Regions from separate parts of the Homo sapiens genome. Here region 2 is linked to region 1. Evidence: chromatin loops called from intact Hi-C (ENCODE). Cell type or tissue: GM12878. All regions are shown on one strand.

Evidence for each region. Peaks named below come from ENCODE experiments on the same cell type or tissue, not always from the same donor. Only the 100,000 strongest peaks of a DNase experiment are listed, where the experiment ranks them.
Region 2: it touches region 1 in a loop (2.8-fold over the local background); 5 of 110 quality-filtered maps call a loop at or near these places.

What each region holds. Positions count from the first base shown.
Region 1 is chr13:79,537,197-79,545,196 of GRCh38, forward strand. NDFIP2 (Nedd4 family interacting protein 2) reads left to right here. Exons shown (of 8, transcript NM_019080.3): 4 at 2,486-2,579; 5 at 6,362-6,486. Among named protein-coding and RNA genes, the nearest start is that of LINC01068, 26 kb to the right of the region's middle. In GM12878, a CTCF peak has its summit at 4,438 (motif pointing left); a DNase peak (open chromatin) is centred at 4,485.
Region 2 is chr13:78,989,183-78,997,182 of GRCh38, forward strand. No RefSeq gene overlaps it. Among named protein-coding and RNA genes, the nearest start is that of LINC00331, 150 kb to the left of the region's middle. In GM12878, no CTCF peak of the experiment used is centred here; a DNase peak (open chromatin) is centred at 4,829.

The sequences.
Region 1 (8,000 bases):
TCCCCAGTTCAAATGATTCTCCTGCCTTAGCCTCTTGAGTAGCTGGGACTACAGGAGCACGCCACCACATCTGGTTAATTTGTTTTTGTATTTTTAGTAGAGATGGGTTTCGCCATGTTGGTCAGGCTAGTCTTGAACTCCTGACTTCAAGTGATCCACCCACCTCGGCCTCCCAAAGTGCTGGGATTACAGGCATGAGCCACTGTACCTGGCCTGGACTGATGTTTTAAAATACACAGTATGAAATATATTTTTGCCATCACACTGACAATTTTTTGTTCTTACTGTGCTTTAATGTTTATTTCTTGAATTAATTTGAAATTATTTAAAATTTTATAAATATGCACTTAGTCATGGCCAGTCATTAAATTTAGTATATTGAGTTTACCTATGATATATGATTGCACAATTTAAGGGATCTTTGTGCCCGAATAATAAGCAATATAAAATGGTTTTGAAAGTTTTTTTATTTCAGGATAGCAGTATGCTTAGTGAGACTACCATGATTGTGTGGAAACAACATCAGTGTCCTGGATTCAAGTTCCACTTTGACCCTCCTAATTATGTGATATTGAGCAGAGCCCTAGCTTCTCAGACTTGGCCTCACAAAATTGAGTTATTCACACTCAACTGAGATGATGTGTACCGTATTAGTCCATTTTCACACTGCTATAAAGAAATACCCAAGACTGGGGAATTTATAAAGAAAAGAGGTTTAATTGACTTACAGTTCTGCAGACTGTATAGGAAGCATAGCAGCTTCTGGGGAGGCCCCAGGAAACTTACGATTGTGGCGGAAGGTGAGGGGGAAGCAGGCCCATTTTACATGGCTGGAGCAGGAGGAAGAGAGAGAGTGAAGGGGTGATGCCACACACTTTTAAACAACCAGATCTCAGAAAAAACAATAATGCACTCACTCACTCTCATGAGAACAGCGCCCAGGAAAATGATGTGAAACCATTAGAAACCACCCCCATGATCCGATCACCTCCTACCAGGCCCAATCTCCAACAGTTGAGGATTACAGTTGAATATGAGATTTGGATGGGGACACAGATCGAACCATATAATTCTGTCCCTGGCCTCTCCCAGATCTCATGTCCTTCTCACATTTCAAAATACAACCATGCCTTCCCAAGAGTCCCCCAGAATCTTATTCCAGCATTAACTCAAAGAGTCAACAATCCAAAGCCTCATCTGAGACAAGGCAAGTCCCTTCCACCCACGGGCCTGTAAAATCAAAAACAAGCTAATTACTTCTAAGATAAAATGGCACTATAGGCATTGGGTAAATATGCTGGTTCCAAAAGGGAGAAATTGGCCAACAAAAGGGGATACAAGCCCCATGGAAGACCGAAACCAAGCCTGACAGTCATTAAATCCTAAAGTTCCAAGATAATATTTTTTTGAGACGGTCTCACTGTCGCCCAGACTGGAGTGCAGCGGTGTGATCTCGGCTCACTGCAGCTGCTACCTCCCGAGTTCAAGCGATTCTCATGCCTCAGCCTCCTGAGTAGCTGGGATTACAGGCATGTGCCACCATACCTGGCTAATTTTTGTATTTTTAGTAGAGGCAGGGTTTCACCATGCTGGCCAGGCAGGTCTTGAACTCCTGGCCTGAAGTGATCCACCTGTCTTGGCCTTCCAAAGTGTGAGATTATAGGCGTGAGCCACAGCGCCTGGCCAGAATAATCTTTGACTCCACGTCTCACATCCAGGGCTTACTGGTACAAGGGGTGGGCTTCCCAGGCCTTGGGTAGCTCTGCCCCTGAGGCTTTGCAGTGTACAGCTCTGTGGCTGCTTGAGGGACTGGCATCGAATGCCGGCAGCTTTTCCAGAAAAAAGGCCACCAATGCCTCTACCTGGAAGACATGTAGAAACATGATAGACTTGGGGAGAATTGTCTCCTAACATAGTCTGCTGTTGATGGGCATTTAGATTGTATCTAATCTTTTGCTCTTATTAACATTGCTGGAATGAATTATCTTTAATACATCATTTTTATAAGAGGGAATATGTGTGTGTGTGTATACATATATATATATGTGCAGTGTATTTTAAGAACTGGAATTGCTGGATCATAGGGTATGCACATTTTTATTTTTGATAATTATTGCAAAATTGCCAACAATATAAGTTGTACCAATTTATACTCCACCACTGGTTATGAAAGTTCTTATTTCCCAGTCATTACTAATGGAGCACTGTCACATGTATCTTCTTGATACCATTTTTATGAGTTTGATGTTATTCATCTTTTATCTTTTTTGTGTTTATCTTTAAAGTTACTCTTTTCAAATGTGACTGTGAAAAAATATTAGTTGCTAATGCTTATTGATTACTCTGTGCCAGACATTGTACTCATTATTGCATTTGTCTATACAACAAATTGAGAACATTAGATGTTGCTGAAGTTCTTATGCTTACATTTAAGATGATAAAGTTGTAATTTTTAGTGAGCTATTCCAATGTTACATATTTACAGATTCAGGAGGAAGAGTGTCCACCAAGAGATGACTTCAGTGATGCAGACCAGCTCAGAGTGGGGAATGATGGCATTTTCATGCTGGCATTTTTCAGTAAGTAATCTTCCTAAACTATTTTGGGTTGTTTTTATGAATTGGCTGTATGTGTATTAAAGTAACATAGTGAAGAGAAGCAAATATTGTTAGCATATGTCTACCTTTCTTAAAATGTAAATTGTTCCTGATATTGGACTAATGAATACTGTGATCATATGTTTAAATACAAATCCTAGAATTTATCAAACTCTTGTTGGATAAATTTATGCGTTGCAGCCATTATGAAGATGCTGACATGTAAAAGTACATAAGCATATTTAAGCTATTTCAGATTTTTAAAGAGAAATACTGCTATATTGGTGCCCATTCAGCTCTGTAGGAGCGTATAGAATGAAACTATAAATTGCACTATTGGGGCAGAGGATTTCCATTTGAGTGTCCTTAAGCTAGAAGAAGGATTGGAAAAACAGATATTCTGGGCAACTGGAACAGTGTCACTTGGGACAGACAGTTATGAAAGTATAAGTCTTATTTGGGGGAATGTTAAGTAGTTAGAAGATCAGAAACAGTAACATTTTAACATCTTGCAGAATTCTTAGTATTTGACTTATAAAGTAAATTTAATCTTCTTGAGGGAAGACTGTGTCAAAGTCTTCATTATTTCAATTCATAATACAGGGATTGACATAGTAAACTCATTAAATAATAAGATGCCCAATCAACTGTTTAAATTACTAAAGCCAGTGGTAGAAACCCAATATTCATTTAAGTAAGTTTATTAGTCTATGATATAGTTAATTTCTGCCCTCAATCTGGTTAAATGATCAAGCTTTCATTCTTGGATAGAATGCTGATTTAATTCAATTTAGTTAAAAGCTTTATTATGATCATAAAACCGAGAAATAATTTACTTATTTAAAGTGCCACATTCAGCTTTAAAAAGTAGAAAATACAGCCTTCGTGAGTTGTCACTTTTGAGTCTGAAAGTCCATGTAAACCCTGTCCTCCAAGTTTGAAATGGTTTCTTGCTTCCCTTCTATTTTCATCTGCTGAAGAAAAGACGGGGAGGGGAATGAGCAAGGAGGGCAGACAGCTCCTCAAATTTACTAATTGTAATGTTCACGTTGTCAACCAGCTAATGTATATGCAAGATTTAAATCTTAAATTGGTTTTAGTTACAATTTCTAGTTATATAATGTTAGGTATAATAAAAAGGAAATAAACTGTGGTTACAAATGAGTGCTGTTTTGTAATATTAGTCCTGTGAACCTTGGTTTTTATCTTAATTTTGGTTTAACTGGTAATCCTATATATTAATAACATTTTAATAACAAACTTCTCACAGTTTGTTTACAAAAAAGAGTAGCTTAAACATTCATTACTTTCATTGTTATTATACCTTTTAAGAAACCTTAATTAGAAAGGAAAGGATCTAAATATATTGTATTATTTTTAGTATAAATACCTGGTTCTGGGGAATAAAAACATGTTATTTGACACCTTCTAATTATGCAACTCAGAAGTCTTATTTCTCCGTTTATTTCACTTACCACCAGTATCTTCTTTTTAATTTTAATTTTTTAGATTTGAAGCCCTTTCACTGATGTGTTATAAATGCATGGTAACTTAGACACACTGGATGACTTTATTCTTAGCCAGTGGTAGTATATTAGTTAATATAATGTAAATGTATATATTTATATTTAATAGATTTAATATATATTTTACTAAATTTTTACTAAATTGTTTCCACAACTTATATATTTAATGCTTCCTGTTTTACAAATATTGTACCAACATTATAACAGTAAATTTATATTTTTACCTGTATTTCCTGATTTTTTTTTCTGGCAGGCTATAGGCCTAGAGTTTATTTGCTTGATAAGCATAGATTTGTTTGTCATCACTACCATCTAGTGGCTGTTTTTCAAATTGCAACTTGCTATATTTTCCGTGTTTCTTAAATATCTAATAGCTACTGTGGGTAAAAAGGTCCAGAAATAGATTTTATTTTTAGTGTGGTTTAATTATAACTTAAGCATTTCAGGTTATATAACTTGCACAAGTAAAATTACAGTGAATATCAATAAGACTATTTCAATTAAAACCTTTTGGTGGCTTAATTCTTTCCTTCTTTATTTTCAGTGTTTTACCTCACATAACCTAAAAAAAGTTTACACTTAAATTTGGTAAGATAATTGCATATTCTTGTTCAGAAAATGTAAAAGAAGAAATGTTTGTAATAATGCTTTTGCTTCTCAAAATCCTTTTAAAGTGTTACCATAAAATGCCTCAGATACATGCCTAATGTGCATATCTCTGATCTTATTTTTAAGAAATTTTCTAAGAGAATGGAACAGAATTTGGTTATTTGCCAAATACTAGAAATGAAAAGTTTATGGATAATTGACAGTCTATGGAAATGACCTTAAATTTTAGTACTTCAAAATGTAATGGGCTCTTATTTGATCCTGTTTAGAAAACTTTTCTTCTGAGGTTTAGCCATTTGTACCGTGTGTGAATCTTCACATCAGCATGCCATGATAATAAGTAATCACCTGCATTATTATCATTTTAGACTTGAGGGAAACAGAAAGAGAAGGTATTTGTAACCTTAAAATAATTAGAAGGGTGTTTTGAAATGTGAATTCTGATTTGTAAGAAATTGCCAAACTGTCTTCCAAAGTGGCTGTACTATTTTGCATTCCCACCAGCAATGAATGAGAGTTCCTGTTGCTCTGTGTCCTTGCCCGTATTTGGTGTTGATGGTTTTTTTGTGTTGTTCTGTTTTTTGTTTTTTTTTTCAGACATTCTAATAGTTTGGTGATGGTATCTTATTGTGGTTTAATTTTTATTTCCCTAACAATTGATGTTAAGCATCTTTATTCAGTTTATTCTTTTGAGCACCTACCATATACAAGTCAAAAAGTTACAGTTTTTAAAGGGGTTATCTGGACACTACACATCTTGACACATCTTGGAAAACAAAACATTGATGTCTTATTCTGTCCACAAAAAGCTGTTTTTTATATAGCTTTTACATGACATTACATAGCATAAGTAAATTCAGAAAAGGAACATCTAAGAATTGTAATTACAGCTGAGGAAACCCATAAAGTATTTGTCAAGTATTCAATTTTATTGTTTTGTTTACCTTTTTTTTCCTTTTTTTTTTTGAGCCGGAGTCTTGCTCTGTTGCCCACATTCCAGTGCAGTGGCGTGATCTTGGCCCACTGCAACCTCTACCTCCCAGGTTCAAGCAATTCTCCTGCCTCAGCTTCCCAAGTAGCTGGGATTACAGGTGCCCACCACCACACCCGGCTAATTTTTATATTTTTAGTAGAGACAGGGTTTCACCATGTTGGCCAGGCTGGTCTCGAACTCCTGACCTCAGCTGATCCCCCTGCCTTGGCCTCCCAAAGTGCTGGGATTACAGGCATGAGCCACTGTGCCTGGCCTGCTTTACCTTTTTTAAAAAGCCAATTTTGTTGGCTGATTGCTTAGGCTGGACTTCTTGGGTGGAACCACATGTGAGATACATTGTGATCTGGTTTTAAGCTAGTTTATAACTGCAGTTACAACCATTAATGATAAGCTTTCAGGAATGGATTCCTGTTGGCCAAACTGACAAGAAACCAAGCTTACCCATTTGTTGATATACAGTATAGCAAATAAGCCATTTGCAAAAAGTAGGCTATAGTCTATAAAGAAGGCTTAATTGGCAGAGTTAAAAGAAAGGGAGCTGCTGTTTCCATTGAGCCATGAAATATTATTAATATGTCTATGTTAATTTGTTTCCAAATTGTGGTTTATAAAAGAACGGTTTCTGTTGCTTTTAGTGGCATTTATTTTCAACTGGCTTGGATTTTGTTTATCCTTCTGTATCACCAATACCATAGCTGGAAGGTATGGTGCTATCTGCGGATTTGGCCTTTCCTTGATCAAATGGATCCTTATTGTCAGGGTGAGTGTCTTGATAGCCTGTATCTCTTTTATCTCTAAAATGAGATGTATGAAATTTTCTGTGTGGTTCATAAATGGTCACTTTATTTTCATGAATTCAGTTATTTCAAGGCTTATTCTTAAATCCTATACTTAATCATTATAGTGAGCTCTGTGGTATGAACACTTTATAACTTTATCATATGAGAAGTTGTTAATATAGTGGAAAGAACTTTGAAATAATAAAAATTTAAGTTTGAATCTCATCTTTTTTATATGTCTTAACTTTATTTAATTGTTCTGAGCATTAGTTTCTTTATAATAGGCTGATAATAGCTGCCTTGTAGGATTTTTATGAGGTATGGAAATAATGTAATTAAAGTACCTTATCCAGTTACTGCACAAATATATGTGCTCAGTAAATCATGGCTACTATTATTGTGATATAGTGCAGGTATGCCTAAATTAAGTTAAAACATAAAAATTTCTCGTTTAGTCACATTATCATGACCTTAAATATCTTCTCACTGTTTTCTTTTGAAAACATTGAGAGCTCAAAAGTGAAGGCCTGTGAAGTGGTTATCAGAACTCTTTTTTTCCCTCATGCTTCTTCTAACCTTCCTTATTTTCCTGTTGTTCCCTGAAGTCACCCCCTGCCTTCTTATAATTTACAAGATAGTGCGTAGGGAGACAAGTTCCCCATCTTAACAACTTTTCTAGTCTCCAGATAGTTTTCTGTAAAAATTGCATAGGCATTAGTGTTGTTCGCATAATCATCCCCCAGCCTTTTGAAGGCCTCTTTTGACTTCTTTTTACAAATGTTTCTTCCTAGTTTTTTTTTTTTTTAACTGTAAGATCTAGGAGAATGATCAAGAGTGCTTTACTTACTGTTGTAATAAGTCTTTTGAAAAATTACCTACACATTTTAAATGCTGTTATACAATTAATAAATTAAAATACATACATTCTACATTTAAACATTGATTTCTAATTGAATGAGCTAAATCCTCCTAAAATTTTTAGTAGAATCATAGATCAAATATATTAGCTTCTCTTAAATGTTCACTTTAATAATATATATTATGAAGTTGATTTAAAAGTACCCACTATGAAAATATTAATGTTTATGGATGTAATGCATTTCTTCATTATTTTAAAACTTATAGCTTTCCAGGGTTTCAGTAATCCATAGGTTTTGATTATTAATCAGTTAATTCTTGGTTGGGACCTATGGACTGGTTTCTTCTAAGATAGTTAAAATTTGAGCCATCATTAGAACTATCCCCTGACAATTTCTTGTTTTAATTTTATTGCAAAAGATGTACAGTGGGTTCCTAACACAAGTATAAATCTATTAGCTGTTACAGAACATACAAAGATAAAGGCACAGTCCCTTCCCTTATAGAAATTATTATTAAAAAAACCTCAAAGTTGGGCCTAGATAAGTCCAATGTTGATTATGATACTAATAGAATTAAGCACTATTATTCAAATGGGATTTCTCATCTAAATCACAGAACATAGAAAATGATATGA
Region 2 (8,000 bases), 550 kb before region 1:
ATATTAAGTGGGTATTCTTATATCCTTAGAGGTTGCTTTAGTAGCAGAAAAGAACTTTAAACTTCATAGTAATCTATCACTTATCTGCACTCCTATATTTCCTATTATCCACGTCGTTCTGATTAACAACACATATGCTGCCTTGAATTACTATAAAAGATTGCATTTATTTATATAATAAATGCTGTAAATATATATAATTTATGCATATGTTCTGTCAGCCATTAATAGAAATAAACTATATAAATCTAGCACTCACATATAAACCGAGCAATCACATAGCATTATTAATAAAAATTATAACACTAAGTCCCTGTGTCTTTTAGTAATAGTCTTGTTACTTATCTGAGCCCATTTAGGCATTTGCAATTACTAAGTTCTTCTAGGTAGATACACAAAGCTTCTAATAGTTAGAGGTAGGTGTAAGCTAAAATTTTTCTCCCTCACCATTGCTATCTGATGATTTGTTACAATGAAAGCAATAATTAATCCTGCAACACTTCTCAATATCTATCAGTAAGCAGGAACACACACACACACATAACCTGTTCTGTGAAAACCTCATTATAGAACTTATTATACAAATAAATATGTGCCTACCAATTCAAGCAGCACATATTGTGTCTTTTACTGTGGAACAGACAAAATATGTTACAGGATTCCAGTGGATGAGAATTTATCATGGATTGTGGTAATGGAGGAAACAACCACAAAAGAAGTTAAACTTGAACCTGAGTCCCAAGGAAAGTCAGCAAAGACATTCTAAGCAGGGAGGAACCAACAAAAGTCCAGAGGTGGAAACATTTTAGGCACGCTCACTGTTTGTGGAATTGGACTTTTCCTTCTTCAAGCCATCAAAGTTGGAACAACATTTTGAACATAAGGAATATTATCATCAAATTATAGGTGTCTTAGCAGCCTTACCACCAAAATTAATTTATTCTAATAGGCCACATAGGCCACATAGGCATAAATATTGTAGATTTTCTATTTTATATGGGCAACTTGACTTTCAGTTCAAATATTTTATAACCTATTTCCTTAAACATGAAAGGCTATGAAAGCACCACCTATAATCCTGTTAGCAGCTCAGTGTGTTACTGCTACTAATAATGTCAAGGAGGCAATAGTCTTTTCCCCATGTTTATTCATTCATTTATGCATGCATAATCAGCAATCAGGGTTAAACAAGTACTAGGTATCCTGCTTTCTGCGAAGCCATCAGCAGCTCCAGTGAGTTGAGGGGAATGGTACTTAGTATCCCTTATCACCTAGTGACTATGATGATAGTTAATGGACTAAGATAATCATCCAAGGCTATGACCAGTGAGTGGTAGATGATACTAACAAGGAGATAGCAGGGGACATTCACTGACCAAATAACTACCCCCTCCTGAGCCCCTCACCCTGCAAAGATTGTTAAATGTTTTCCCACTGGTAAACTGAGAGACTAAGACTTCTTTTAAGGGTGGCCAGAGTGCTGGCTCATTTTGACAATTTCTAAGAGGTAGGCCTACCTAGGACTCTCAAGCTAAATTTAAAATAGAATTGTGATGTACAAAGTAGAAGGTCAGTGAGGTGACTCTATCTTCATATAGTATTTGCACTTATTTTGTAAGGCCATCAGGAGAATTGGCAGGATTGCCACCTGTCCTTCTGTCTGCATTATAAGAAAGCTGAGCTTCTGACTTTGAGGTATGCTACTAGGCTGATTATATGCCCAGATTTGATCAGGACAGTCCCAGTTTTTGTCAGTTGCCCAGGTGTGTAATTATTAACAGCACCTTACTTTCTTCTTAAAAGTGCCCCGCTGACACAATAAATTATATGGTCACATTACTACTAGCTGACTTCACCCTTGGATAATAGCTATCTATTCTTATCAACTATTTGGGAAGGAAGGCTTCTGATAGGTTAAAATGTTTCTAACCAAGGAGAACTGCTATAGGGGTTTCTGGAGCTAATTATGTGATACTAAACACAGTTTGATCAGCAGAGCTATTAATACATCAGGGAAATGAATTACCATAGCCCAGTGGTCGAGAGCACAGACTCTGGGGCCAGGCTCTCAGGTTCACATTCCAGTGCTGCCACTTTCTGCTCATGTGACCTTGTCCTCCCTAGTCTCAGTTTCCTCATCTGTAAAGTGGGAATGATAAGAGTACCTATCTCATACTGTATCAGTCCATTTTCACATTGCTAATAAAGACATACCCAAGACTGAGCAACTTACAAAAGAAGAGGTTTAATTGGACTTGAAGTGGCCCCTTTCAGCCACAGTTGGAGCAGCTGGGACGCAGGGCACCAAGTCCCTAGGCTGCACACAGCATGGGGAACCTGGATGCAGCCGATGAAACCACTTTTTCCTCCTAGGCCTTGGGCCTGTGAAGGGAGGGGCTAACATGAAGACCTCTGACATGCCCTAGAGACATTTTCCCTGTTGTCTTGGGGATCAACATTTGACTCCTCGTTACTTAAGTAAATATCTGCTGCCAGTTTGAATTGCTTCTCAGAAAAAGGGATTTTCTTTTCTATCGCATTTTCAGGCTTCAAATTTTCCAAACTTTTATGCTCTGTTTCCCTTATAAAACTGAATACTTTTAACAGCATCCAAGTCACCTCTTGAATACTTTGCTACTTAGAAATTTCTGTCACCAGACACCCTAAATCATCTCTCCCAAGTTCAAAGTTCCACAAATCTCTAGGGCAGGGGCAAAATGCCACCAGTCTCTTTGCTAAAATGTAACAAGAGTCACCTTTGCTCCAGTTCCCAACAAGTTCCTCATCTCCATCTGGGACGACCTCAGCTGGGACCTTACTGTTCATATCACTATCAGCATTTTTGTCAAAGCCATTCAACAAGTCTCTAGTAAGTTCCAAACTTTCCAACATTTTTCTGTCTTCTTCTGAGCCCTCCAAACTGTTCCAACCTCTGCCTATTATCCAGTTCCAAAGTTGCTTCCACGTTCTCGGGTATCTTTTCAGCAATGCCCCACTCTCAGTACCAATTCACTGTATTAGTCTGTTTTCACGCTGCTGATGAAGACATACTGGGCAATCTACAAGAGGAAGAGGTTTAATTGGACTTAAAGTTCCACGTGGCTGGGGAAGCCTCACAATCATTCTGGAAGGCAAGGAAGAGCCAGTCGTGTCTTACATAGATGGCAGCAGGCAAAGAGAGAGAGCTTGCACAGGAGAACTCCTCCTTTTAAAACCATCAGATCTTGTGAGACTTATTCACTATCACAAGAACAGCATGAGAAAGACTTGCCCCATGATTCAATTACTTCCCACTGGTCCCTCCCACAACACATGGGAATTCAAGATGAGATGTGGATGGAGACACAGCTAAACCGTATCACATACCCTCAATAGGGTTTCAATGAGGAATGCATGAATTAATACGTGTAAAGTGCCTAGAACAGTGCCTGACATACTGTCGATTATATAATAAGGGGTTCTTCTCATCATATCATCTATTAAAAAGATAGACATGCATAAATTAACAGTCCTACTATAGATGCAGCCTTCATTGAGCAATATCAAACATAACTTCAATAGACTACAGACAATTTGATAGTCTACAAAACAAATGACAGGTTGCTATAAGCTATAATTAAGATATTTGAGATCTATATCATAATAAAAATAAAGGTTTTGTTTACAGTAACACTCTGAGCTTATGTGAAGTGAAACTTTGTCTTTTTTTCTTAATCTCACTGACCAATACAAAAATATTATTGTGCTCTGTTTTATTATTCTCAAGATACAAAGAATTCTAGTATCTTAATGTTACACAGCATATTAAAATTTTTGATCTTCTAATACTCTAAACCCTCACTTATATCTCCCCAGCTCTGCATAAAAGGTACCATATATATTTTTGATTTGGGTATGCCACTAAACCAGATATATTTTATTATACACTTTTGAGAAAATACACGTATAACTTGAAAAAGAATCACTGATAAATAATTGGATACATTAAATAGATAATACTTGACTGTTGGTTGTTGAACTGGGGATTAAGATATCAGATAGTTCCCCAAAGTAAATACCTTGATTGAATGATCACAACGGAATTTATAAATTAAATACAAAAGATTACGTTAATGTGATATAAATGGGAACATGAGAAAATATCAAAGTTGAAGTTTTTGTTGGAAAATGAATTTGAAATGATCTCTTATGCATATGCAACTTTTTAATACATACTCTCTGAGGTACATTTACACTCACATTTAGAAGTCTAATTAGTAATAAAAAGGGAAGAGTTTGTAATGATAGCACCCTGCTCTTAGGGTCCCTATTACAGATTCTGAAAACAAATTCATTAATATCTTAATCTACATTATATCATTTTCAGTACGCAAATACTTCAGCCCAGAAGATGTAAACTTTATTTATTTGCATTTAACCTGTAAGGTTGAAGCCTAGAGATCTTGTTTCTTTCAAAAATCAGGCTTTTGACATTTTTCTCCTGCCAAACAAAAGATTTAAAAAAGAAGTAGCCAAAATGCTTTTAAATACGTCCCTTTTTCTAATATGTGCTGTTTCTTGAGAAGGCTAAGAGGCATTTAGGTAGAGAACCATCAAAAACATTGCTCCTAATGCCTCTCTTTTAGGCTATTACTGGTAGAATCCCTCTTAACCCTTGAGGCAACTCAACAATTGAGTTAAGGAGATTTTCGTGTATCGGTTTTGCCTGTCATATGGTTGACTTAACTTCAGAATATACTTTGCAGCTGAAGGTTCATTTCCCTCAATTTGTTAAGTGGCTAATTATAAAGGTTCACAAAAGAATTGACACAAGGGAAAGAGATGAGCCTGACTTCTATCAGCTGCCCCAAGGGACCTGTACAAGTGTCATCTGTAAAAACAGAGCACAAATTAAACAATGGCCATAATAAGCTGCCAGGAGCAGGGGTGTATTGAAAGGGGAATTCTTATGTAGATGCAAAGCAGGCACTAAATGGCTGGGACTTTTGTTTATTTTTTCACATTGACAGCTAAGGTCCAATGTAAGTAATTGTATTTAAGCTTCTGCTGCAAAAATAAAAGTTTAAACCTGAGTTGACCAAAATAAGAGAAATAAGAAGACAACTCTTTATTTTGTATCTGCAGCTGACATATACATATTTTTCTCTCTACAATATATTGGAAATAGTTTTGAAATCCAATAAAAACCTAGCTATAATTTCTGAATAAGCAGATATTTTAAATAAAGTTACTAGAAATAGTAACCACAAATATGAGTATGAGATGAAACATCTATTTTCCATCAGATCAGAAACAAATATTTTCCATCAGATAACTTGATTTTCTCTTTACAGGCAGTGCCATGAATTCTAAATATCCGCGTTTTTAACATTTGAAAAAGCATAAACAACAAAGAAAACTCTCTTTACTTGGAGCTATGATAGCTAATGAAATGAAATGAAAATTGCTGCATTGTTTCTACCTTTCATCAAAACATCTCTGTGCATAGTATTTGCATCATTATGTAAGACATTTGCAAATATGTATAATGGTTTTGCCTATGGGAAAAGTCTCCTACTCTAATGTATTCCTGAAAGATAAATGAACAATTCTTTAGGTATGATAAAAAGATTCAGAGGGTTGGATAGAGCAGTGATATTAAAACTACAAGCTCATCATTTAAGTTTTTTTTTTTAAATGTCAATTGCTAACACTGCAGGTCTGTATTTTACTTAGTTTTTTTTCTCTGCAAACTCACCACCTCTTTTCCAATTTCTTTTCTGATTCAAGATACGCAACATCCTGTTTGCCGGAGCTGCCTGCTTTGATACGTCAGCAAGGATCTTGTGAAGTTAAAAGTATTTGGTTTCAGATCTCAGATCTGAATTTTTGCCTGAACTCCGTGTTTTCAGTTGTCTTGAAACAATGGCTGAAATTTGGCCATCAGCAGATATCCAACCCATTGCATTGTTCATCCACTGAATTTAGTAATCAGAGCAAGACCTGATTTTTAGAGCATATTACCCACTGATATTGAAATTATAAAAATGTGAAGAGAGATTTTATCATATTTTTTAAAGATAGGAAGTAGATGGAGGGTAATGGATTTAACCCACGGGGTAACAGACTTACCAGAGTGGAAGTAGAGTAGGGTAGAGCAGAGTAGAAGTAGAACATACCTGCTGGCACAGGGCGGGCAGCAACACAGATGAGCTAGATTGCCCAATAAACCCCTGAGAGATTCTGCACTGGAAACATCAGGTATCTGATGGGTACAAAGCCAAAAAGACATGCTTGGGCTAAAATTGTACGTATGGTCATAGAATCTCCCAAGGAGATTGGAGTTTTATTTTCTGGGAGAAACTGGGCAGAGTGTTCCCAGATTCAGGTAGAATAGAAACAAAGGCGGTCAGGATTGGGGTGTGGAGCTGATAACAGAATAATTCCTTTAAGAGAAAGCAGGCTCGTAGAATACCCCCACCAACCAGCAGGAAGCTGAAGGAGTCTTCTGTAGTGGAACTGGTCTGACTTTTAGAGATCTTCCAGTGAAAGGGTCATGTTGCTTCCTGTTGAGCCCACAGTCAAGCCCTTAGGTGCACAAGTCCCATCCACAAATTTGGAGCCTCCAATCTGCTTTTAATGCCTCATTCATAAACCTTAACAAGCAACGAGGGATCACTGGGCATTGGGTTAAAGCCTCCATTATGAAAATATTATAAAACAATAATACAAGAAAAGAATTCAGAGCAGAAAGACAACACAGAGAACAGAAGAATTAAAAATATCTTTGGAGAGTTAACAACAGGTATTGTGTTCATAAAACAAGAACGGGGTGCTGTGAAAAGAAACTATCAGAGAATCACAAAGAGCTATTATAAATTAAGAATAAGAAAGGCAAAATGACAATTTGACAGAAAGGTTGATAAAGGTAAGAAAAAGTCCTCAAAGTATATCAAAAAAACACAAAGAAATGGAAAGTGTACAAATTTTAAAAATTAGTCAAATGAGAAGACACCATATTTTATTAATAGAAGGTCTAGAGAGATTAAGAGAAATAGAGCAAATGAAAGTACCTAAGAAATAACAGGAAAAACATTCAGAACTGAAAGACAAGACATTTGTCTCCTGGTTATAAGAATATTGCAAGTACCCAGCCCAATTAATAAAAAAGAGAGACCAAACCAATGCATTACCAAGGCACATTATCATGAATTTTCAGAACACTGAGGATAAACACAATATCTTAAATACTTCAAGAAAGAAAGAAAGGAAAGAAAAAAAAGGGATAAGAAAAAAACCTAGGACAAAACAATAGATCGCATATAGAGAATAAAGAATTAGAATGGCATTGAATTTCCCAAAAGCAATATTGGAGACTAGAAGAAGAGGAAAAATTGCTTTCAAAATTCTAAGGCAAAATGACCATAAACCCTAAATTTTGTATTATTTAGCATTCTCAGTGGGGTCTGAGAGTAGAATAAATATATATTTAAACATATTAGGACTCCAAAAATGTTACCTACCATTACCTTTTTTTTTTTTTAGGGACCCACTGCAGGTTACATAATTCAGAAAAAGTAGGAAATAATTCAAGAGAGAGTTACAGAATATACATACTCTAATGTTAGAGTGAAAAGATGTCCCAGTTTATTTGAACAGTCTTGGTTTAGCTCTAGTGTTTGGACATAATTGTAAGTAACACTCCTTTTATTCTCAAAAGTGTCCTCTTTATTTCTAAACGGTGTATACTAATCTCATATTTTATGATGTTCAAGATTCTTAATCAAATTTCCTCATTTTGGTTCAATGTGAAAAAACATGATGAAACCAATGATTCAATTTAGATAAATTCTGGGAAATGAATTAGAAAATATACATGATTATCTTGTAGCTATGAGATAATCATGCTGGGAGTAAACTTCTCATTAGCAGATGCAAGTTTCCTTCGAGTAAAGTTAGTAATGAAATAAGACAAAAATATGTAAAAATAAGTTTTCAACATTCATAAACTTTATTCAGAT